Regions from separate parts of the Homo sapiens genome. Here all the other regions are linked to region 1. Evidence: chromatin loops called from intact Hi-C (ENCODE). Cell type or tissue: heart right ventricle. All regions are shown on one strand. Region 1 holds the start of LOC124902410 (a long non-coding RNA gene). Region 2 overlaps CCNY (cyclin Y). Region 3 overlaps CCNY (cyclin Y).

Region 1 (8,000 bases):
TCACCCTGGTTGACTTCTGCCTGTGCCACAGTTCCTGGTGGGGGGTTCACAGTCCATTCCAGGTGAACAACCTTTGGTAAACCTGCGCTGAACCGCTACGGCGGAGTCTTTCCTGCAGATCATGTGCCTCTCTTCTGGATGCCTTTGCGTCTTCCAGGACAACAGAAGCTGAAACGGCTTCTATGCTGCTGGACTGTGAAACCCTGGACCTGGGGGCCACCCAGAAGTGACTGTGTCCGAGCTTGACCACTGGTAGTTGCGTGCCGTTGGGCAGGGTACTTAGCTTCCTTATTTCTCACTCAGGTACTGCCAGGATGAACGAGTACAAGATTCCCACCCACACACAGGAAAAGTAAAAGCAGTCAGGGAAATAAGCCATGTGTTCCTCTGGATTCGCCGCCTGTCACAGTACAGTATAGTGTTTTTCAAACTATGAGTTGGAACCTCCAGGAGATTATGAAATCCATTTAGAGGATCATGACTCATCTTTTTTAAAAAATGGAATGAAACAGAAAGTTCAGAATATAACATTATGAAATGCATAAAGACAAATATTGTTTCATGTGTGTTTACCAATAAGAAACCAACTGGATTCAAATATAAATTTTTTTTTTACTATAGGTCTTAGTTTAAAAATTGGCAAATCATGTATATAGCAGTAAAACATCAATATGGTTACTAGAAATATTGCCCAGCTATTTCAATATACAAAGAGCCTTAAAAAAGCCAGATTTTCTTTCACCTACTGATTAAGATTCTTAAAAGTTTCTAATCACTTGAAAGAAGTAATTTAAAGGAGTAAAAAATAAGCCTACCAAATGCTGCCCAACTTAGATATCCAATAAGCAGCTTTTGCTAACTCAAATATTAGTATCATGTATTAATACCTTGTCATACAGTAATTTTGTAGACTGCACCCAAAACTTTTGAGTCATTAGAATGCCTGCTAGGATTCTACCTTGCTGAGATGATCTGATGTTCAGAGGAGGCTTTAGACACAAAGATGTTCATTACCATATTGATTATAAAGGAAAAAGAAAACAACAACCTATATGTCTAGTAATAAAGGACTGAATAAGCGGAAAATTTCCCACATGAAAAATTATGTAGTGATCAAAAATAATAATCAATAGTTTTTATAAACAGTTCAATACATTTGTAATTGGAGAAATACTTCTGTTTATCATGCTAAGTGAAAAATATATAAATTTTATATACAGGACTAGCCACAATGGCTCACATCTGTAATCCCAGCACTTTGGGAGACCAAGGTGGGAAGACTCCTTAAGCCCAGAAGTTTGAGATCAGCCTAGGCAACAAAGCAAGACCCTATCTCTATGAAAAAATTAGTTGGACGCTGTGGCTGAGACAAGAGGAATGCTTGAGCCCAAGAGTTCCAAGTTACAGTGAACGATGATTGTGCCACTGCAGTCCAGCCTGGGCAACACAGCAAGATCCATCTCTAAAAATAAATAATATTTTTTTTAAAATGTTCTAGACAATGTCACCACAATTATATGTCATACAAATTTGGAGGGTATGGGTTTTATTGTTTTGGTGACAGTGGTTTTAGACAAACCCAGCTTTTAAAAAACAGAAGAAATGAGACATAAAAGGTCCACAGTAGTTCTCTTTGTAGGAGACAAGCACAATAGCTTTTTTCCATTTTTTTTTTTTTTTTTTTTTACTTTTCTATAATTTCCAAATTTTCTCTAACAGGTAAATTTTACATCCAAAATGAAGAGAATGATATAACCTTTCCTTTTAAGTATACTGACACATACAGTTTTTCAATTATCATTAAATTTCCAACCTCAAAGGACAAGAATTTTATTCTGAAATGGTGAGAACCTCAGCAGTCACTTAGAGGGAAAGGAAAAGGGGCTAGTATGAACACCATGAAATGGTAAAACAAACAATAAAAATTACACGAGTAAAGGTTAACTCTATTTACCTCTGAATAGGAATACTGTTTCATTCTAAGATAAGCAGGATTATGCTTGGTTTAAGAAAGACCAAACCCAGTATTATTACTGATCTGACAGGAACTAAGAAGCTGTTTGGACATCTGAGTAGGAGTTAAAAAGTTTGTATTTCATTTCTCATTTCTGTAGCATTTAATGACCTGAAAGTATATGCAGAGACCAACAAACAGTCTTAGTTATAGAACAAACTAGTAATTGCAGAAATCACTCCAATCACTTGAGCCTCAAGTGTGGAATGCAGTATAAACTACTGTCTGAAGACATCTTCAACATCACAGTCAACAACTGCAACTTCAATATGTAAAAATCATTATTTACTGTATGTTCTCTGGTACTCAACAGCAAAAAAGGCAGCACTTGCTCCCATATAAATTAATTCAGGTAGGAACAAGAAGAAAATTACTAAGCTAGTAAACAAAATATTAGTCTGACCTTGGCATACATTACTATTTGAACTATTAAAGAATAAAAAAAAAGTGTCATATTAAATACTTCACTATAACACAAAGTTGAAATGAAATTGTGAGTGAAGGAGACTGGCAGAGGACACTGCCAGGCCCAAAGTCACTGCCATTCAAGCCAGTGTGGAATGTGTGGCTCGCCTGGGTGACAGCAGCAGGACAGGCATGCCCTGACCGCTCCCCCTGCCCCTGCCATGCGTGGAGGTGAGGTGGTAATGACCTGCTGGGCTGCACTGTTGTAGAGGGTAAAAGACATGAACCCCGAGCCTGCCCTGGTTAACAGGCCCAGCCCCGTGTGGCCCAGGCACTATGGGGGACTGGCCTCAGGAGGCTCCTGGGCTTGTGGGTGTCCATTCTCAACCCGCCTGGTAACACTGTATTGTTGAGCCTAACCAGCTCTGTCTAGTGCCATACAGAATTGGCCCTCACAAAAGCACCAACAAAAGAGGAACCAAACCAACCAAAACCTGCTCAGAAGTGCTCTGGGTTTCACTCACTCAGCATAGCCTTCAGGCCATACTCAGATATCAAAATAAGCCTTCTGTTCATCACCAACTTTCCAGTCATTTTAAGACGACATGGAAAATGACCCACCCATTCTGGTCAGAGGCACTTGGTAACATTTACAAGTGCCCAAGTATACATGAAGAAAGCTACAGATAATACAGCAAGTTCTGCTCACCAAGCAAAACAACTACACCCAGGCAGTATCAGTCCATGACGGTGCAAATCCCATTTCTTCTTTCCTTCTCTGACTCTTAACTTGTTTTTGTAAAAAAGGGGGAAGAAGTGGGAGAAGATGATTTCACAATTTATATAAACACACATGCTAATTCTGGGTCTTCTTGAAGTACTTATCAGTAGTTCCTTCTCTGATGGGAAATACACATTTATTCTGCCTAACACTCTTCAAAAAATACTAATTTGCATTAGGTATAAAATGTATTTGTTTTAAAGGTACAATAAATAGATAAAGTTTTAAAAACCAAAGAAATTTGAGATCATGGGCACAAAAAACATGCTTCATAAACCAACAAAATAGAGTTTAATTCTAAAACCAAAGGACCTTAAAGCTGAGCCCCACACCCCTTCTTTTAAACAGTCCCAGAGGAAGTAGCTGCTCCAAAGTCACAGGTGCTGGTGACAGGAAGGCTCCCAGCCCACTGCTCCATCACTGTCATTCTCCAAAACAGAGGACAGAGAGAAAGTGAAAAAATTATGTCAAAAATATCTCCCACCGAATTTAAATAAATAGGCATTTCTTATTAAGAAATACTGATACACAAAAGGTAAAAGAGAAAGAAAAAAAAAAAAGAAAAATCTCCTGGTAATACTGGCCTCCCCAAGTGCCCCATGTCCAACATTCAGAAATAAAGATGTAGCTCCACAATGATGGGAACCCGCAAGATGCCCTTCCCAATGTGCCAGCAGCCTCAGAACCACAACCTTTCCATCAGAAGAAACGCTTTATCCCCACTTGGCTGTCAGCTCAAGAAGCTGACAACTCCCAGGCTGTCCCTTAGCAATCAAGCTCTCAGCCCAGAAAACTCCAAAGAGCCTCTAATGCCATCTCCCAACTTCCAAAACCATCCCAGGGAGCACACATCCCCAGCACAATGTCCTACATCCTCCACACACTGCTAAAACCCAGGATGCCACTGCCCTGCAAGGCCTGGTGTTTTAATCTTAACCTCCACCCTCTCCCTGTAAGTCACCAAAAGGACTCCCTGCTCTCAAAGTTGAGCAGCCCTTTTCTGAGCCTCATCTCCTACCTTCCCAACTCACTCCCTGACATCCCAACCCTGTAAATTCTTCCACCCACCAAGACCACAAAGCCCGATTCCACCACCTCTCTGCCACCCCTCCCCCTGCTACATCCTTGCTTTCTTCTCTACCCGACTCAGAGCCACAGCCTTGTAGTCATATTGGCTCCCTGGTGCTCTCACGTGCCACCACGTTCCTCTGCCCTCCAAAGCGCTTTCTGGCAAATCCCAGAGCTGATTAAATCTAACTCCCCATCTCCTCTGCCCCAAGCAGCTGTACACAGCTGGAGGAGATGCAGAATCCTGCTGACTGGTCCCACCGTAAACTCTTGACACCCTACTCAGGTAGGCCCTGAGTGGTGCGAGATAGCATCATTGGAAAGGCCCTTTTTGTCTCTCCCCCAACCTCCAACACTCCCTGGCACTCTCAACTTACTGTCCGTTCAGCTGAGAAGACAGAGGCCAGGAGAAGCACTGCAGCCTTCTTGCCTCCATTGTGCTCACCCTGCCATCTCTGCTCCCTGCACCTCTCTGACCTGTGGTCCCTAAAAAGGTACCTCCCTGGGGCCGGCCCCCCTACTCGGCAATGGATCCCTGCCCCTCCCACCCTCTCTCTCCTGCATCATGCATTTCCCATCAGCACAGGCACGCGTAGTAATTACTCTCATTCCAAAAACCGAACTACAGCTCTCAACCAGCCTCCCCCTCTGCAGCCTTCCCTCTATTTCTTTGCTTCCTGTTCAGCCAGGCTCCTGCGTGCTCCAGTTCCTCCTCCCTGTTCTCTCTGGAACCCTGCCCAGTAGGGCCATTGCTCCCACCCCCAACTCTCCAGCTCTTACCAAGGCCACTGCTAATTCAATGGCCACATCTCAGTCCTTATCTTACTAGAGATGCCCACTTTCTCCTCAAAATGTCTCCCTCGCTGACTGCCGGGACCATCTCTCTCTCTTCACCCCCCTCCCTGCCCCTATCTCTGCCCCTCCTCAGCTCCTTCTCACACACACCTCTGCTGCTTCCTTGTCCCTTCCCTCCTCGCTGCGTGGTGACCTCAGCCACAAGACTGTAATGAATACCCTCAGTATGCCAATGGTTCCCATGCTATTATCTCCAGCACTGACTCCACTGAACTCCCATGCTGCCCGTTCAGCTCCCCTGTTGACTAACATGTAAATCAAAATCAACAGGCTCAAGACCTGTTCCTTCCAGTCTACATCAGTCACTAAGGAGCAACTCCACCCTTCAAGGCCTGCACTCATCCTCCACCCTCGCTATTCCCACCCAATGCAGCCAACCAGCAAATCCCCTGACCTTGCCCCTTGACATGCCTCAGGGTCTAACCCACACTGCACCCCCTGGGGATACTCCATTGTCCATTCTCTCCATAGTTGCCACAGGAATCCTGCCAAAACTGCATTAGGAGCACGTCTGCTCAAACTCCACATTGGCCCCCATTCTAGAGTGCAAAGTACTCACAGTGGCTACAGGACTGGACATGCCCTGCCCCTGCTGCCTCTCTGACCACTCCCCTCCATCCCCCACACTCCCTCTGCCCCTCAAACCCACCAGGCGCATGCCCACTCTGCTGGGAAGGCTCCTTCCCCAAGGAGTCACATGGTTCAGCTCTCATATCCTTCAGGTATCTGAAGGATGTCACCTTACCTAACAGTAACACCATAACATCCCTTTATATAAGCACTGTCCTAATACCTAACACATAGTAGTTACATGGCAGGCACCATTTTAAGAATTTTACACATGCCAATTTATTTAGTACAACTCATATAATAATAATATTACCCTCATGTTACCTATGAGGAAAGAGACATAGAGAAATTAAAGGGCTTGCCAAAGTCACACGGCAAGTAATGGGAATTCGCATTCCAACTCAGGCAGCCTGGCTCCAGAATTTCTGCTACACCGGCCCTACCCATGTCCCCACCCTTAACTTCCTGCTTTGTTTTCTCTCCGGTCTGCTTTGTTCGTGACTGCCCTGGGGCCCCAGATGGTGTCCAACAGAGAGCAGGTACTTGGCCATTACTTGTTGAATGAGTTAAAGAACGATTCAATCACACTGAGCCACCTGTTCCCCTCCAAAGCTGTCATCAATCTGCTGCTGTACAGAAGTCACCAGATCACAATTAAAATGCGAGCCGCTGGTTCCCACAGTGAAGGCGGTCTCCTTCACTGGCTGGAGGATGAGACAGTGACCTGGTGCCAGCTGAGCCAAGGAGCACCAGAACAAGTGGCCTTTCTGATAGCTGAAAACGAATGAGGAGCTACACCATGAACGGCAAAGCACAGCCTCAAACACCTTCATCACGGGAAATGCCAGGGGCAGGCCTACATTTTTTGGTTAAAAGCATATCTTTTGTTTTCCTGCCTGTTATGCCTTTATCAAACTATCTGTGGTTTACAGCCACGTGTTTCAAATTCCAGACCAAGCACAAACATCCGACCTGTGCCAAACAGACTCAGCAAGCCAGAGAACAGAAATCACAGGAAGCCAAGAAACTCCCCAAAGTGTCAGACATGCCCATTATTTCTGGCATTTCATGGCAGAAATGCTACCCTTGGGTTATTACTTATAAATATTTCAAGCTACTGCAATGACACTGCTACTAAACAACACCTCAAACCTCTTGAAATCTTAGAAATTAAGATTGTATTTATATTATTTTAGGGTTTAGCAAGTTTTTCTTAAGAAATGGAAACGTGCAGGTAAAATCAAGAAGTGTGAGAAATGACAGAGATAATGATGATGATGGTCATAATCACCCCACTGTCTCAAGACCACAGTGGTGTTTCCCCATCATCTGCCCCTAAATATAAATAAAAATTGCTCTCTGGCTTACCACGTTATCGCTAGTAAAGCCTCCTGTCTTTTTGAAACATGATTACATTTGAAAGTCCTGCTTACAAAGCCACGTGTTAAACTATGGTTTTTCTAGAATTCAAACTAAACCAGCTTTCTTAGATGGAGTCTCGCTCTGTCACACAGGCTGGAGTGCGGTGGCACGATCTCAGCTCACTGCAAGCTCCGCCTCCCGGGTTCACGCCATTCTCCTGCCTCAGCCTCCTGAGTAGCTGAGACTACAGGCGCCCGCCACCACATCCGGCTAATTTTTTGTACTTTTAGTAGAGACGGGGTTTCACCGTATTAGCCAGGATGGTCTCGATCTCCTGACCTCATGATCCACCCGCCTCAGCCTCCCAAAGTACTGGGATTACAGGCATGAGCCACTGTGCCCAGACCTAAACCACCTTTCTTTAACCTACATGGTAACTATATGTTTTCCAAAATCTGTATAATCAATTTATCTAAAAATTACATTAGAAATTAGGAGACACTAATTTTTAAATCTAGAACTTATCTCGACATGCAATTTTGAAACTGTCAGGAATGAAGAGACAAATTGCTTATTACACTTCCGCTGGAGAACAACGAACAGCCCTGGGATGGTACCCAGAGGGCCATCAGCCCCACAGATCCCACAAGGGGCAAGAGGAGCAACCCAGCACTGTCAGTCTCTGCTCCATCCAGGATCCAGTGAGCCAGTGACAAGGCAGGGTTGGCAACAAGAAGATCATCACTAACCACAAAGACCCTGGCAAAGGGAAGCTGCTCATGAAACACAAACTGGATATGACAGCTTATTACAATTCCTGTCCATGAGTTCATGTCCAAATTCACACTATCCCTGGCAAATCTACACTACCACACTTTTACTAAAAGCAGGGACAGGACAAAGGAACAATTTCTTGCACACAAATGCATTCTGGAGGTCAGTTAA
Region 2 (8,000 bases), 46 kb before region 1:
CTATGCACAGCATGGAGGCAGAGGGATTACATTTTACCTGACTCCAAGGAAGAATCCACATGAAAACCATAGCAAAACAAACAGGATGGTCTGGCTGGAAGCTCTGGGTTTTAACTTCCTGGCATACATACATACATATATAGAGCGTGTGCATGCACATGTGTGAATTAAATTAATTCATACTAAACTATTATACATGTAGCCAAGGATGGGGATATGATGATAATTCTATGGTGATTTCCCACTGACTGAAGGGACCCGGAAACCCTTTCTACATGGGCCACAGAACTGACAGGGTTCCCACTACATTCTGAGATGACACTTAACCCTTCTCAGAGCAACCCAGTGATAGGTTTGTGCAAAAGAGACACAAGTCTCCCAACTGTGGGAACCACCACCCATACTAAGGTCACCTCAACACCCTACATCAGCCCCTGCCTTCAGCAAATGAAAGATATCCATGCCTCAAAAAATACCAGCACTTCCTATATGGGTACTATTGAGAAGATTAGGAATTATTCACGTGTAGAAGTAATGGCTGAGATGCATAACCTTCAATAGTTCTGACTATAAGTCCGACCAAGAAAGCTGATATGGTTTGGCTGTGTCCCCACCCAAATCTCATCTTGAATTCCCACATGTTGTGGGAGGGACCTGGTGGAAGGTAATTGAATCATGGGGGCAGGTCTTTCCCATGCTGTTCTCATGATAGTGATAAGTCTCATGAGATCTGATGATTGTAAAAACAGGAGTTTCTCTGCACAAGCCCTCTTCTCTTCTCTGCCGCGATGTGAGACGTGCCTGAGATACCTTCCACCATGACTGTGACGCCTCCCCAGCTACGTGGAACTGTAAGTCCCTTAAACCTCTTTTGTAAACTGCCCAGTCTGGGGTATATCTTTATCAGCAGTGTGAAAACATACTAATACAAAAGCTTTCAAACAAACAAAAAAAAAACTACAGCAGACACAGAAGAATATTATAAACACATATGCCATTTTTGTCCACCACCTACAAGGATCAATCTCAGGGAGGAATCAGGCTATTTTCATGAACTCCAACTGGCTGCAATCAGAATGGTGAAGAAAAACGAAAGTTCACTAAGACTATTACAGAACACCTGAGGATAAGCTATCTGAATCTATTACAGAATCTCTCAGGCATTCACTGCTTCTATGCAAATGAACACCTACACACTACCCTATTTCCTCAGAGCAACCTGGGGCTCCTGGGGCCTGAATCAGGTGCCACTTTCCTGTATGGTTTTGTAATGCTCCTCCTAACATAAGAGGGTCTTTGGCAGATGAAGTCTGCACAGTTTCTGAGAAGATTTTCCACACATGCATCTCTATGGCCGACTTGCTTCTGGAGCGTCTTCCGCGCCCCCAAACCAACAACCTGTCCCTACCCAGATGGGAAGAATGCCTGATATCCACGTTAGACCATGTGACCCATTACTCTGACCATCCTGCCTGGATTGGGGGGTAACTTTACCCTCTCTGGGCTAACTCCTTCTCCTGGGAATCTGGAGTTGGGACATACTCAAAGGGCTCTGCTCAACCTTAACTGAGGGTATGATGTGTAAACTTCAGACTGGGGTGGGACTCCGCTGTGCAGGAAAGAGTGAAGCAGCAGATCTGACAGCCATCCTTAAAGGGCCTGTTGCAAGGCTGGCCCTTGGCTGGTATCTGGGAACTTGGATTTAGGAGGGTTCCTTCCCATCATTTCCTAACTGGTAGGAGTGGCTCACTGTGCCTAAGCTGTCTGCACAAACAATATGCTCTATGCCGCACACAGTATGGTTTATTTCCTTCTGGGAGTCTGGAACTTTGGTACTTAACAGGCAGAGCCTTCTTACATGAGTGGTCCTCCATAAAAATCCTGGGTGCTGGGTCTCTACCCAGGAGTTTCCCTGGCTGACAACATTCCACAGGTGTTTTCACAACTCATTTGTGAATGGGGGGATAAAGTGCAACCTGTGTGGCTCCATGGGAGAGGACTCGCCCTGTGCACCTCTTCCCTGTACTGAGTTTGCCTCATGTGCTTGCACTGTAATAAGTTACAGTCATGAGTGTGACTGTATTTTGTGTCTTATGATTCCTGGACCCCCATAAAGCAGTGGTGTCCCTCTGCCATGCAGAGAAACACGGCAGAGGGAGATGGGCAGAAGGCAGGTGCTGCCTTAGTCCTAACAGCTTTTAGTACCCAGTTCCACCAATTCATGAGCTGTCTGAGATACCCTCAGTGCCCTTAAAATTAATTACTCCTTTTCCCCTAAGCTAGCAGGAGCACAACCAAGACATTACCATAGGGGGAATAAGATAAGTAGAATTTTTTTTTTTTTTTTTTTTTTTGAGACGGAGTCTCGCTCTGTAATCCAGGCTGGAGGGAAGTGAGCTGACTCACTCCACCTCCCAGGTTCAAGCAATTCTCCTGCCTCTCCTGCCTAAGTAGCTGAGAGTACAGGGGTGCACCACCACATCCAGCTAATTTTTTGTATTTTTTAGTAGAGACAGGGTTTTGCCATGTTGGCCAGGCTGGTCTCGAACTCCTCACCTCAAGTGATCCACCTGCCTCGGCCTCCCAAAGCGCTGGGATTACAGGCGTGAACCACCACACCCAGTGATAAGCAGAATATTTTACAGTGGTGTATCACCTGAAAAGACTGACAGAATTGCCCAAATCTAAATCTGTCTTTAAAATAAATTTGAAACCACTGAGGCTGATGTGGGTACAGCTCTGAAATTCAAAATGCTTTAGCTATTTTATGTAATGGTATAAGCAATATGCCAACTCATTTCTAATAGGTGGTTTTAGTCATCTTTAACACTTCAATATTTTTGGTTACTATAACAATCAATCAAAATCTCTGGAGTTTTCTGAGTTAATGTCTAACTGAATTAACTAATAATTATGTTTTGCTTCTTTAGAGAAAACAGGCAATAAATTGATATGGATCATAAATTTTTTCTTTCCTGGGAGAGGAATAACAGCAATCTCCTTTGACACAATCTATGATAGTTAAGAGGATTTTTAATTGGCTACAGTGACAGTCCATAAAGATGTAAACAGAAAATGGACCAGAGGCTTTAAAAATAAGCCATCTAAAATCAGCAAAAACAATACAGTTGGCATTAAAAGTCTTCTCCTGATAAAATGGGGAGTGAAGAGAGTAAAAGGCAGTGTTTGCAATCTGAGGGACAAACAAAATTACACTTAAGTTGCTATGGGACACTCTCTTGCCACAATGTCACACAAGTGACTCTTTAAAATACAACTTTCAACCTAGTGTGTGATTATTAATGAGGATTTGTTAACAATCTAAACACCATTTCAGCTGATTCCTGTCATAGGTAGGCATTTAAAAGATTACCTTGGTTTCTCCTCTTCCATTTCCAATTTTTTTCTTTTTTAGAGATGAGATCTCACTATGTCGCCCAGGCTGGTATTGAACTCCTGAGCTCAAGCAATCCTCCTGTCTCAGCACCCCCCAAAGTTTTGGGATTACAGGTATGAGCCACCGCACCTGACTCTCCTCTTCCATTTCTAAAATAGACCGACCTTCCAATGGCAAGTGTTAGCCACCACCAAGCCATAGGATGCTGGTACTAAAAAGGTCCTAAGATACCTAAGATACTCTTTCTTTGGCAAACTAGGGAAGAGCCCAAGCAGGCCAAGGAAGGGAAGGCCCAGAAGAAGAAGAGAGGAGACCGCGTGTAGGACCCCTTCCTCTATACATCCGCCCTCCAACAAGAACATCACTGGTGTGCACAGGCATCCTTGGCATCTGCATAAAACGAGTCCCATTTAAAAACAGAATGACAATTAGAACCAGGTATGAATAGAGCTGTGCTATTCTACAAAGAAAATTTACTTAACTGATTAACTACTCTGGATGTGAAGGACTGGCAGGCCACACAAGAGGCAGGCTTCAACTAAAGAATGACAGAATTTTGTTTGGATATACGAAGCTGATTGCTGAGATAGCTCCAATGCAGATCACAAAGATCTGGTTGAAAAGAAAAGGTTTCATTTCCCTTTCCTTTTTCCTGTGGGTAGCACAGATCAGGCCTTGAACAATAAAATTAAAAGTTTACTATTAACTTTTCTTATAGTAAATTTGAGATGACCACACAGTTCCTACAGTTTTCAATAATTCAGTGAATTCACTCACTCACTCACTCACTCACTCAATTCAAAACAACTGTTGAGCCCCTGTTCAGAATGCACATGGAGGCTCCTGCCCTGCTGAGCTCCTGCCCTGACAGGGAAGTCGTCATGAACACAAACGGCCAGGACACAAAGTGCACTGTAGCAGGAACATCACCCACACTTTGGAGCCCAGAACAAAGCATCCTGGTGTGGCCATTTCCCCCCAAGGCACACCTCCTGTGCTGCAGGAAGGGAGCTTCCAATTAGACCTCTGGCCTGCTCTGAACTGTCCAGGACCTGCTCTTATTTCGAAATCTGGGCACAGAGGAACGTGACATTCTGTGCATTCAAAGTGAAATCTAAATAAGCAAAGCCAATGAAACAAAAATGAAAAGACATAGAAACATTTCTAAGATGTTGAGGGCACAGCCAGTCATGGAGAGGAGAAAATTCCAGGGAAGAGAATAGGAAGTAGACGAAGGAAGAACATAAGGAGAAAACTATTCAAAGAACAAATATCCACCTAAGCTGCCAACACACTTGAGAGGTTTTCTGTTTCTCACAGAGAATATCTAAGGCCAAAGGATTTCTTCAGAAGCACAGAAACTTCAGCTAAGTGGCATCCATTTAAAACTTTCTGCTAATCAGAAAAGAAATGCATGCTTATTGCAGAAAATTTGGAAAATACAGAGCCATATAAAGAAGAAAATGCAACTGCAAATAAAAATTAAAAGCTTGCTTGGAAAACACAGAGATACATAAAACATACACACACACAGAGTATCCTTATCACCCCTTATCTGAAATGCGTGGGTCCAGAAGTATTGTGGATTTAGGATATTTTTTATCAGATTTTGAAATTCTGCATTATTTGAGCATCCCAAATCCAAAAATGTGAAATCCAAAATGCTCCAATGAGTATTTCCTTTGAACATCAGGTTGGTGCTCAGTAAGTTGCAGATCCATCTTGGAGCATTTCAGATTTCAAATTTTTGAATTTGAGAGGCCCAACCTGTTTAATCCAACAATCCAGAGACAATCACTATTAATATTCTGATGTGTATCCTTTGAGTCTCTTTTGTGCGCATATATACAAAGCAAGCATGATGTGTACTTTTGCATATGAATGTATTTGTATATAAGTATGTGCAAGTATACATGTGCTCATATATGAACATGCCAACAGAAATATGCCCATTTTTCTATTGGTGTGTTAGCATTTTGACTGATTGTATAATAATTCTTTAATACATAAAGGCATTAATCCTTTTTCCTATAGATTGTGATATTTCCATCACTGATGATTTCATTGTTAGATGCATTTGGACATGAGTTTTCATTTTTAGGCAACTTCCTTCATTGCTTCTACAAACTTACATGCCCCTTCCCCATTCTGACACTAAATATTCACGTATACTATTTCTAGATGATTATGATTGTATTTGTTACATTTACTCTACCACTAGTCAATCCATCAGAAATCTATCCTGACACATGGTGGAGGTGACGTTATCATTTTATTTTTTAAGTGAGACTTAAAGTGCTGTGTATTCTAATATAATGAGCTGCTATCAAATGCTGGCTGATATAATTTCAGACCTGGCCTCTTTCTGGTTTGCTTCCAAGGTGTGTTGAAGCAACTCTTTCTTTAAAAAAAAAAAATCTTTATTTTTTTGTAGAAATGGGGGGGGGGGTCTCACTATGCTGTCCAGGCTGGTCTTGAACTCCTGGGCTCAAGCAATCCTCCCCACTCAGCCTCCCAAAATGCTGGGATTACAGGAGTGAGCCACTGTGCCTAACCTGGAAGCAACTCTAAGATGTGGGGGTCCACGATCTATCTTTATCAAGGAAAACACAGAAAAAGATGGGACTGGGCACAGCAGTGCACAGAAGCCACCCTCTACTCTTGTCCTGGTATCCATCCCTTCTCCTCCTGGTCAGGCCCAGTGTTCTGGTGCAAGGTGTCACAGTCAGCACAGAGGAGCTGTCAGCACAGACAAGCTAGAAGATGGCACAGACCCAAGTCAGGGAAGAAACTCAATCCAGCTGAGCAAATGAGAACCTACACTCTAGGGTAAGGATTATATTTACTGAGAACTTGTGTTGTCTTACGTACAGGGCTCGGTGCTTTGATGGATTATGCATTTAGTCCTCCTGACAATCTCACAAAGAGGTACTAACTCCATTTTACAGTGATAAAATTGAGATTGAGGGAAATCATGTGGAAATGGATCATATGCACCAAGATTATGTGGAGAGTGTTGGATCTAAGCCTCCAGTTCAGGCAGTCTGATTCCAGAGGATCGCTATCTTCAGGCAATCATTCCAAGGCATTAACTATTCTTACATGGTGACTGCATCAGATTATCCTGAAATTCAGCTGCCTCCCTAGATGTCACGGGGCAGCCAGCCAAAAACATAAGCCACGTAAGGTAAGCTATAAACATGGTAAGCTATGAAAAGTATTTACAAGGTTATCAGTCTGTGCCAACTGAAGGGGAAATGCAGGTGCTCAGAGTTTTTAAAAAGAGAATTGAAAAGTAAGTTTATGGCTACCAGCAGGCCACAGGTGCTGTCTAACAGTAGGACAAGGCTGTGGTAGACGGGGCATCAAACTCCCCCCAGCCTGGGGGAATTATCCCTGCTAACCTCTATTCTGGATCTGTGCTCACTGAGCAATGTTCTGACTGGGAACAGCGCAGGTCAGGAGAGAGGATATGATAAAAGGTACGGAGAAAACTGACATTCTGGGTCTAAATGATTTCATCTGAGTTTGTACTATATCAGCAGCTTTCTCCACACTGGAAAGCCCAAGGGATGAAATACTGGAGTCAGGTGATGCACCCAAGAAAAGTGAGCCACGGCACCCAAAGAGCGCCTCTGACTTACAGGGCGAGGCCTGGCCAAGAAACCTGATACCTGCCCTCCCCCCCCCATGCACCTCAAGAGAAGACTGCAGAGGGGAGAGGGGAGAGCTGGCCTGAGGGTGGCACGGTCATGCTGAGTTCTGACCCGGAATAGGAAAGCCCAAATACACCACCTGAGCCTAAAAAAACCTACATCCTCCTGTCCCTAAATAATGGATGTGTCGTTTTCTAACAAAGCTAGGGAAGGTAGGAGAAGGTAAAGCTGCAACACAAAACAGAAAGCCACTACTCAGGGAAGACTGCCACCGTGCCACGGCAAGTCTGCCCAGGGTGGGTCATGATGCCCTGCCTTCATTCCTTCATTCCCCTATGCTTGTGAGTTTCTTCTATGTGCTAGCCACTGCAGAGACTGCGGAATGTGAAAGGCACAGTTCCTATCCATGAGCAAGATGCAATCCAGCAGATAAACAGAAAGCTATTTATTTCTATACCACAAAAATAATCACCTCCACACAGAGGAATATGCAAACTGCACTGAACGTAATGCCACTGATTTTCTGATAAACCATTACTCTATGTGTCACTAAGAAAGAAAAAAAAAATGCTGCCAATTAAATTTTGGCAAGTCACTGACTGTGCTGATTTCAGAGGTGTTCCAGCCAAGGAAAGGTGTCTATCACAATCAATGGAATGAAGAGAAACAGGGAAGCATCACCTATGAGGCAGCCATTGGGCCAGCATGGACAGAGGGCAGGTGCTGCGGGCAGAGCATGCCACAGATGATGGCCTCTCAGGCCTGGAGGGGAGGGGACCCACAAGAAGGGTGAAAAGGGCTCTGTGTGTGTGCTGGTGTCTCACTGTTCCAGTGGTGAGGAGACAGACGGTCAGGCAGGGAGGGGCCTAAGAGAAGCTCCACTTGCAGACAGGTGGAAGAAAGGTTTGAGAGAGGACATGATGGAGGCAGGAGACTGGGAAGGGGCT
Region 3 (8,000 bases), 71 kb after region 1:
CTAAGTTTCATACGCTGAATATTGATTCAACGTCATTATTCTAAGCACTGTTATCCATTTACAGTCACCCCTAGGTCATCTGCAGGTGACTGGTATTTGGACAAACACCAAAATCTGTGCATGCTCAAGTCTCCCCATCGGAGCTGTAGAACCCACAGATACAGAAAAAGGCAGTTCTTGGTCACGCAGGTTTTGCATCCCGAAATATTGCGTTTTCGATCCATGTTCAATTGAAAACAATCCACATATAAGTGGACTAATGTGGCTCAGACCCAAGGTGTTCAGGGTCAGCTGTGTAGTACTAAGGGTACACAGAGTGTAGTATGGTTGACTCTCTACTGGTCATGAGTATATCACAGCAGCAGTTTGTTTGTTTGTTTTTTACCTTTTGGATTTTATTTTCACTAAGTTAATCATAATAATAACAACAATTATAATTACTGAGCTCTTAAATGTACTGTCTCCCATAGTTTTCACAACAACCTTATGAGAAAAGTACTGCTGTTATTTTTCCCATTTTGAGGAAATGAAGAAGCCGGCCATGCAAGTTTAAGTAACTTGCCCTAAGTCAGTGTCTCAAGCTCAGCACTACTGGACAACTGGGCCCGGTAATTCTTTACTGGAGGGGTAGAGGGGCTGTCCTGTGTACCACAGGACAGTTAGCAGGAGTCATGTCTTTACCCACAAGATGCCAATAGCAGCCCCCATCCAGTGGTGATAACTAAAATGTCTCCAGACCTTGCCAAATGTGCCCTGGGGGCAAAATCAATGGAGAAGCACTGTTCTAAGTGATGCTGGAGATGAGAGTCAAGAAGCCAGGGTTCTGGCTGAGGTCTTACCACTGCAAAGGCGCCACGGCCCCCTCCCAAGAGAAGGCATCAAGCCCCCTTTGCATGCTCCAAGCAAAGGAGCCGGCAGGAGCTCTTGCCTCTGTCGCACACACAGTCTGTCAGCACTGCAGACAGGCCTGAAGCTTGACAAATATCAAAGTGAGACAAAGCTGTACCAAGTGCCAGCAATTTCAGACACAGAGTAATCCTTCAGTACAAGTAATGCCCTGTGTAACTTTCTTCCTATCCTAACGGTTCCAGTTGCACATATGAAAGATTCTCAATCTCCTCACTTAAAAACGAATCACAGAAAAAGCCTTCGCCTACAACGGCATATCTAACACATTAGACACCCAGGAAGGAATATTTTTTAACACACCCTCCATGTATGAAAAAAATTATTTTCAGTAATAGTTATGTAAAAATCAGTAACTATTATTTTCTTGATTTGTTCTTTAGTTTTAAAACAACTGTCTTAAATGTGATAAGTTTTAATTTTACAGATATTATTTTTGCACTTACCAAGCAAAAATATTACACCTCATGGTTTGCATTCTGTTTCACTGTTGTAATTTTTAAGGACTCTTGGACAAAAACTCCAAGTGATCAAACAGAGTGACAATTATAGTCATCAGTAACACTATCATTTATTTCAAATCTACTGTTTAAAAACAGATATACGTAATACTACAGAGTTAAATACACAAGACTGTCCTAAGCAAGCTTTCTGAACAATTCTAAAGTCTTAAGAAGTTACTCTGGAAATGAATGCAAGCAGCTGAATCCCCATGTGTTTAGGGCTAATCTGACACCAGGAGTGTCAGATTTAACCTCCATGTTGCATACAGTATTTCTTTTTTTTTTTTTTTTTGAGACGGAGTCTCACTCTGTCACCCAGGCTGGAGTGCAATGGCACAATCTCAGCTCACCGCAACCTCCACCTCCCGGGTTCAAGCAATTCTCCTGTCCCAGCCCACCCCCTCCAGTAGCTGGGATTACAGGCACGTGCCACCACATCCAGATAATTTTTTGTATTTTTAGTAGAGACGGGGTTTCACCATGTTGGCCCGGCTGGTCTCAAATTCCTGACCTCAGGTGATCCACCCGCCTCGGCCTCCCAAAGTGCTGGGATTACAGGCATGAGCCATGGCGCTCGGCCTACAGTATCTATTAAAGGCTAAGTACTCAAGAAGTACTCACTTGAAGCTTACGTATCTATTATTAAAACTCAATAAAGCAATTATTTAGAACACCAACAAAAGATTTTGGGGGAAAGAATATCACCGACATTGTTTAGAACTGCAGGCAAAATTCTAGACATTTAGACTTTACAGGCAGACTTCTGGATGCTTTTATTACTGTTATTAAATCCTCCACAGACAATGCACCCCTCATCACCAGCACTGGAGCAGACCACTCCCACCACCCCAGCCTTGGGATGCCGCTGTCTGCCTATCAGAGTTAAAATGGTACTCGGACGCTTCAAGCCCAGAAAGTCAGTTGCAAAAGAATCAAAAGAATAAAGGAAAGAGAAAAGCCACAGAAAATCACAATAAAAGAAACAACGAAGGAGTGAGATCTCTTGGTTCCACTTCTAGCCTGACCTCAGCTGACCGTGTATGTCAGGCAAACTTTAAAACTTCTCCAGGCAGTGCAGCAGAGAGGGTGAAGTCACAGGCGGCTGGCTGCGGACTGGGAGACCCCAGGCAAGGTTCTTAATCTCTCTGGGCCTGTCAGTTTTCTCATCTTCAAGAGAGGAAATATATTTGTATCTAACCCCAAAAGGCTATTGGGAGGTGATAAAAGTAAAGCATGTGAAGTGCTCTATATGTGATAGTTGTACCTGGGCAATATCTTAAAATTACTAAATCTGGGTGAAATATAGAGACTCATCGTACTATTATCTTTAATTCTGTATAGTTTTGAAACTTTCTGAAATAAATGTTTGAAGTTAGTTATTATCAGGTTCCTTAAATACAACACGTAAGAGAAATAATCACCTCCAAGGTCTCTTTGGGCTTTAAAACTCTCTGATACATTCCACACTGGAAGGATAGGATTCCCAGGTGGAAATCAGGAGTGGGAGAGAAAGGGAAAGACATTAGAGAAATAAGCTGTGACCACCAGTCACCTCCTCAAGTAATCACTGCATAATCAATGTTTCACACATAAATGCTTCAATGATTGGACCCTGAGCTGACTCCAAGCATTCATTACAAAATACAAACCAAAATGGGAGCAGCACTTCCAGATCCAAGCCCTCGAGGATCTAAGACTGGTACCTGGCAGCCTCCTTAACCCAGTATCTGTTGGAGTTCAAGTCCTACTCGCTTCCAAAACAACATCTTCCAAGTGTAACCTAACCAATATCTGGGACAGTGTTCCAAGTCCAAACGTTCGAAACACAAAGTAGTCCTCCCATACAAACTGTTGACTAGTTCACATTTTTTTACTGCGCTGAGTGGAATGCTTCATATGACAGCCTGGGACTGATGAGTACTAAAATTCCTGGAGATGACAGCTATGTTTCTCCTCCTTGTGTGGTAAAGTGGGATTTCAAAGCCTCCAATAGACGGCTCCATCATCTGTTGGCCCAGCTAAGTTTCCTCCCAACAACTCTCAGGGTAAAAGGAAAGAAGGGGTAGGGGGTGGATAAAGGCAAAGGCAAGCACGAGAGAATTCTCAGTAAAAGAAAGCAACATCCCTGCATTCAGGGCCTTCCTGCACCACATTATCTTCTTTTCCCACAAGCTTCGCTTTGTTCTCAATAGGCCAACATTCTAAATCAGCTGAAACACATCACTTCGTCACCAGGAGGAAATGTGGAGTTCCAGGATATGCAGAGCTGTGATCATGCAGACTTCAGCTAAGTCAACAAGTTCTGCCAGTAGCTCACTCAATCACTTCCCTCGCTGGTTCTAAGTCTTGAATTTAGAATCAAATTGCTACTTGCTAGATCCCTTGAGAAAAGATGTCATTTCCTGTAATACAGAGTCTGGCTCCATTTCTGACATCTGACTGCTGTTTTCAGGCCCCACCGCTCCCCACCTTCCCCTTCTGCCCCCATCTGGGCAAGCTGATAAGAAAGCCTGGGGCCCCCTCCTTTGGCACTTGCAGGAAGTTCAAACCATCCAGGTCCAGGGGGGCAGGGAAGGAAGCCTTCGACCAGCCCCAACCCCTAATCATGTAAAAGCCAAGCCAGTCTCCTTTCCCTGCTCTCTCAAGACACTTTTGGACCCGAGAGCCTGCCTGCTCTCCCCCAAAAGCTTTACTATGTGAATAATTCACCTTTTCTTACTCTCTTGGTACATCGTGAGGTCTCATCAGGCTGACACGTGAACCAAACTTTGTGTGGGTCCATCCCACCTCTGTACAGTGGCAACAGCATTTCCCAAAGTAAAAGACCCTGCATACTCCTTTCAACCTTCATCCAAAAATGCATTGGTGCATCAACTCCACCAATGTCTCCCTTGACTCTGGCCATGAGAAACCTCTGTCTCAGCTTCTCACCAATAAAGCAAGCCTAGTGCAGTTGCAAACAAACCAGCATAAGTTAGGAAGCAGAGGCTCAGGACAGGTACCCATTCCACCCCTAACTAACCAGATGACTCTAGACAATTCCACTGCCATTTCTGGGTCTCATTTCCCTCACCTACTAAAGAAGTGTAACAGTACACCCTCTGTGCCTAACTAGTAAGATCATGGTAAGGATCGAACGGGGCAGGATGTGGAACAGCACTCTGCAAGCCATCCTGACTCACACATATTCTAACTCCCCCAGCACGTCCCGGGCTTCATCTCCCTCGCCCAACACTCAGCTCTGCTCTTCTACTGTCCTTCTAGCTCCGTGCTCAAACAGAAAAACCCTCCTAACTTTTCTCAACACACATACACCCCACCCTAGCCAAAAAAGCAACCACCGAGGGCTCCGGTAACCTCTTCTAGGAAGTCACCCATATAGACAACTTAGCACCAGCACTCTATTCTCACAAATTCTCCCAAAAAATCCTTTTTTCTTTTATATTGTAAAACAGTCAAGATCACACCCGCTGAAGCCAACCAAAAAGACACAGGCTCTCATCACACAGAAGTCAGAATTCTGGAAAACTCGTATCTACCACCATGAGCTTGAAAGCTTCCCAATAATTAAGACTTCTGAGGAGGTCAGGGATGATATTAGCAAATGTGATTTTAGACAGAATAATGAAATGAGTCAATATTTGGAAGATCTGCATAAATTAGTGAACCAATACTTTCCCAAATGACAAAGCATGATGACACAAAATCTTGCATGTGGTAAAAGGTCCATTTAAAGTATAAGACAGATCAATAAACTTTAACATAAATGATTTCAGATTCCACAGTGCAACTAACCTTTAATAAATTACCATTTGTCACATTTTGAGGTAGTGTCAAAGAATATCCATGTTATCTTAAAAGTCCATAAAACAATACTCCTTTCTTTTCCAATCACATCTGTGTAAGGCTGAATTTTCTTCACATACTTTCACAAAGCAACATAGCACAAAAGACTGACACAGAAGCACATATGATGTTCTTGCTGCCTCCTACTAACCAGACATTAAAGATATAATAGAAATGTAAGGTAATGCTACTCTTCTTACTTAATTTTTTGTTTTGAAGATTTTTTAAAATAAAAATGTATGTTAACATATAATGGTTACATTATAATGTTATTTTTTAAATTAGTATATTTTTATTACAAGTTTTAATTTCTAATATGATATCTACAGACATAAAAATTCTTCTCTACAATTTCCATTATTGAGTTGTAATTCACATGCCATCAAATTCACCACTTAAATAGGTACAGTCATGCTTCCTTAATGACAGGGATATGTTCTGAGAAATGTATTGTTAGGTAATTTTGTTGCTGTGCAAACGTCATAGAGTGTACTTACACAAACCTAGATAGTCATAGCCTACTTCACACTTGGTTATATAGGACAGCCGGTTGTTCATAGGCTACAAATCTGTACAACATGTTAATGCCCTGAATATTATGGGCAATCGTAACACAATGCTAAGTACTTGTGTATCTAAATATAGAAAAGGTACAGTAAACATATGGTATAAAAGATTAAAAATGGTACACCTGCATAGGGTACCAATCATGCATGGAGCTTGCAGGACTGGAAGTTGCTCTAGGTCAGTCAGCAAGTGAGTGCTGAGTCAATGTGAAGGCTGAGGACATTACTGTACACTACTGTCAACTGTATAAACACTGTACACTTAGGCTACACTAAATATATATTTTTTTAAAAAGTAATTATACTATGACATTACGGCAACACTCAGCGATAGGAATTTTTCAGTTCCATTATAATCTTATGGGACCACCATTGCATATGCAGTCAATCCTTGACCAAAACATCATTATGTGGTGCCTAACTGTACAATTCAGTGGTTTTTAGTACATTCACAAAGTTGTACAATCATCACTGCTATGTAATTCCAAAACATTTTCATCACCCTAAAAAGAAACCCCAAACCCTTTAGCAGTCACTCCCATCCTCTTCTCCCCCCATCTCTGGCAACTACTAACCTACTTCCTGTCTCTATTAGATTTCCCTGTTCTGGACATTTCATATACGTGAAATCGTAATATATGTGGCTTTTTATGACTGGCTTCTTTCACCTACCATAATGTTTTAAAGGTTCACCCATGTTGTATCAGGTATCATTACTTCCCTCCTTTTAACGGCTAAATAATACAGGCTGAGCATCCCTCATCTGAAATGCTTAGGACCAGAAATGTTCTGGATTAAAGGCTTTTTCGGATTTGGGAACATATGCATTATATGCTTATCAGCTGGCCATCCCTAATACAAAAATCCAAAATCTGAAATGCTCCAATGAGTGTCTCCTTTGAGCATCATGTTGGCACTCAAAGTTTTAGATTTTGGAGCATTTCTGATTTTGGATTTTCAGATTAGGAATGCTCAACCTGTATCCCATTGTATGGATATACCACATTTTGTTTATCCATTCATCCACTGATGGACATTTGAGTTGTCTTCACCTTTTGCCTATCACCAATAATGCTGTGTACATTTGTGTATACATTTTGTATAAACATGTTTTCAGTTATCTTCGGCATACACCTAAGAGTGGCACTGCTGCGTCATACGGTAACTTCATGTTTAACTTTTTGATGAACTATCAAACTGTTTTCCTCAGTGGCTGCACCATTTTATACCAGCAATGTATGAGAGTTTCAATAATTTTTAACACTATACATGGTGTCCTGTGACCAAAAAGTTTAATAACTGCTGTGCCAGGTTGAGGGATGCTGAGATAAAAGTCTCCTTCCGTATGAGGTCATCATGTGCTACAGGAGCTCAGGCTTAGAGACAGAATACCTGAGCCACGACCCCTCAGAGCTTCCAAGGCACGGTACAGGGAATGACTTTACTGCACCCAGCCCACCCCAGGTATGAGCAGTCCTCCTTTCGGTGTCTTCCACTGGTGCCTGGGGCTCTCAAGCCACAATGCCCACCACTCTATTCTCACCCTTTTTTACTTCTCACCTCAGTGTGTCTTCTCTCCCTCTTGCTTCTGCTGAGCTCCTTCCACACACCTGTCAGGTCATCACGCCTTCGCCTCCTTTCCCTTCCTGATGCTAAGAACCTGCTTCACCTATAGACACAATTTCTCTCAACTCCTTGTAGGTTTTGTGCTGCTCCAGAATCCCAAGGGTAGACCCTCTGTGAGTGAGGTTTGCAATATTTATTACATCTGTGAGGCAGCAAAAACTAAGACTTCCCTATACTGAAAGCAAGCCTCTGGTGACTTCTGGAGAGAACAGTTTTCCTGAACTTCAGTACCCCACAAAATTCAAACAAGATGACTCAATACTTAGAACATTTCCCCATAACCTGTGAATATATTACCTCATATAGCAAATGGGAATTAAGGCTGCAGATGGAATTAAAGCTGCTAATCTGCTGGCTTCAAGGTAGAGAGATGAGCCCAGATTTTCCAGGTGGACCCAACATAATCACAAGGATCCTAAAAAGGGAGGCAGGAGAGCCAGAGAGAGAAGATGTGAGAACTCCATCTACCACTGCTGGCTTTAAAGATGGAGGAAGGGCCTGAAGCCAAGGAATGTGAGCAACTTCTAGAAGCAAGGAAAAGGCAAGAAAATAG

Evidence for each region. A loop is a pair of places that touch in the nucleus more often than their neighbours do. Peaks named below come from ENCODE experiments on the same cell type or tissue, not always from the same donor. Only the 100,000 strongest peaks of a DNase experiment are listed, where the experiment ranks them.
Region 2: a loop joins it to region 1, with 2.7 times the contacts of the local background. A loop is called at or near these places in 7 of 110 quality-filtered maps.
Region 3: it touches region 1 in a loop (2.6-fold over the local background); 16 of 110 quality-filtered maps call a loop at or near these places.

Annotation. Positions count from the first base shown.
Region 1 is chr10:35,446,457-35,454,456 of GRCh38, reverse strand. The region is part of intron 1 of CCNY (cyclin Y); the gene reads right to left. It overlaps LOC124902410 (a long non-coding RNA gene), which reads left to right and starts at 7,469. Exons shown (of 2, transcript XR_007062112.1): 1 at 7,469-8,000. RefSeq lists a silencer at 2,869-2,998 and an enhancer at 5,758-6,428. In heart right ventricle, no CTCF peak of the experiment used is centred here; DNase peaks (open chromatin) are centred at 268, 4,976 and 6,198; H3K4me3 peaks cover 893 bases; H3K27ac peaks cover 8,000 bases.
Region 2 is chr10:35,492,081-35,500,080 of GRCh38, reverse strand. The region is part of intron 2 of CCNY (cyclin Y); the gene reads right to left. Among named protein-coding and RNA genes, the nearest start is that of GJD4, 110 kb to the left of the region's middle. RefSeq lists enhancers at 1,291-1,440, 4,440-4,489. In heart right ventricle, no CTCF peak of the experiment used is centred here; a DNase peak (open chromatin) is centred at 4,360; H3K27ac peaks cover 2,133 bases.
Region 3 is chr10:35,375,267-35,383,266 of GRCh38, reverse strand. All of the region lies in intron 1 of CCNY (cyclin Y), which reads right to left. Among named protein-coding and RNA genes, the nearest start is that of CCNY, 43 kb to the right of the region's middle. RefSeq lists a silencer at 3,572-3,866. In heart right ventricle, CTCF peaks have their summits at 3,663 and 3,912 (motif pointing left); DNase peaks (open chromatin) are centred at 3,735 and 3,909; H3K4me3 peaks cover 953 bases; H3K27ac peaks cover 6,062 bases.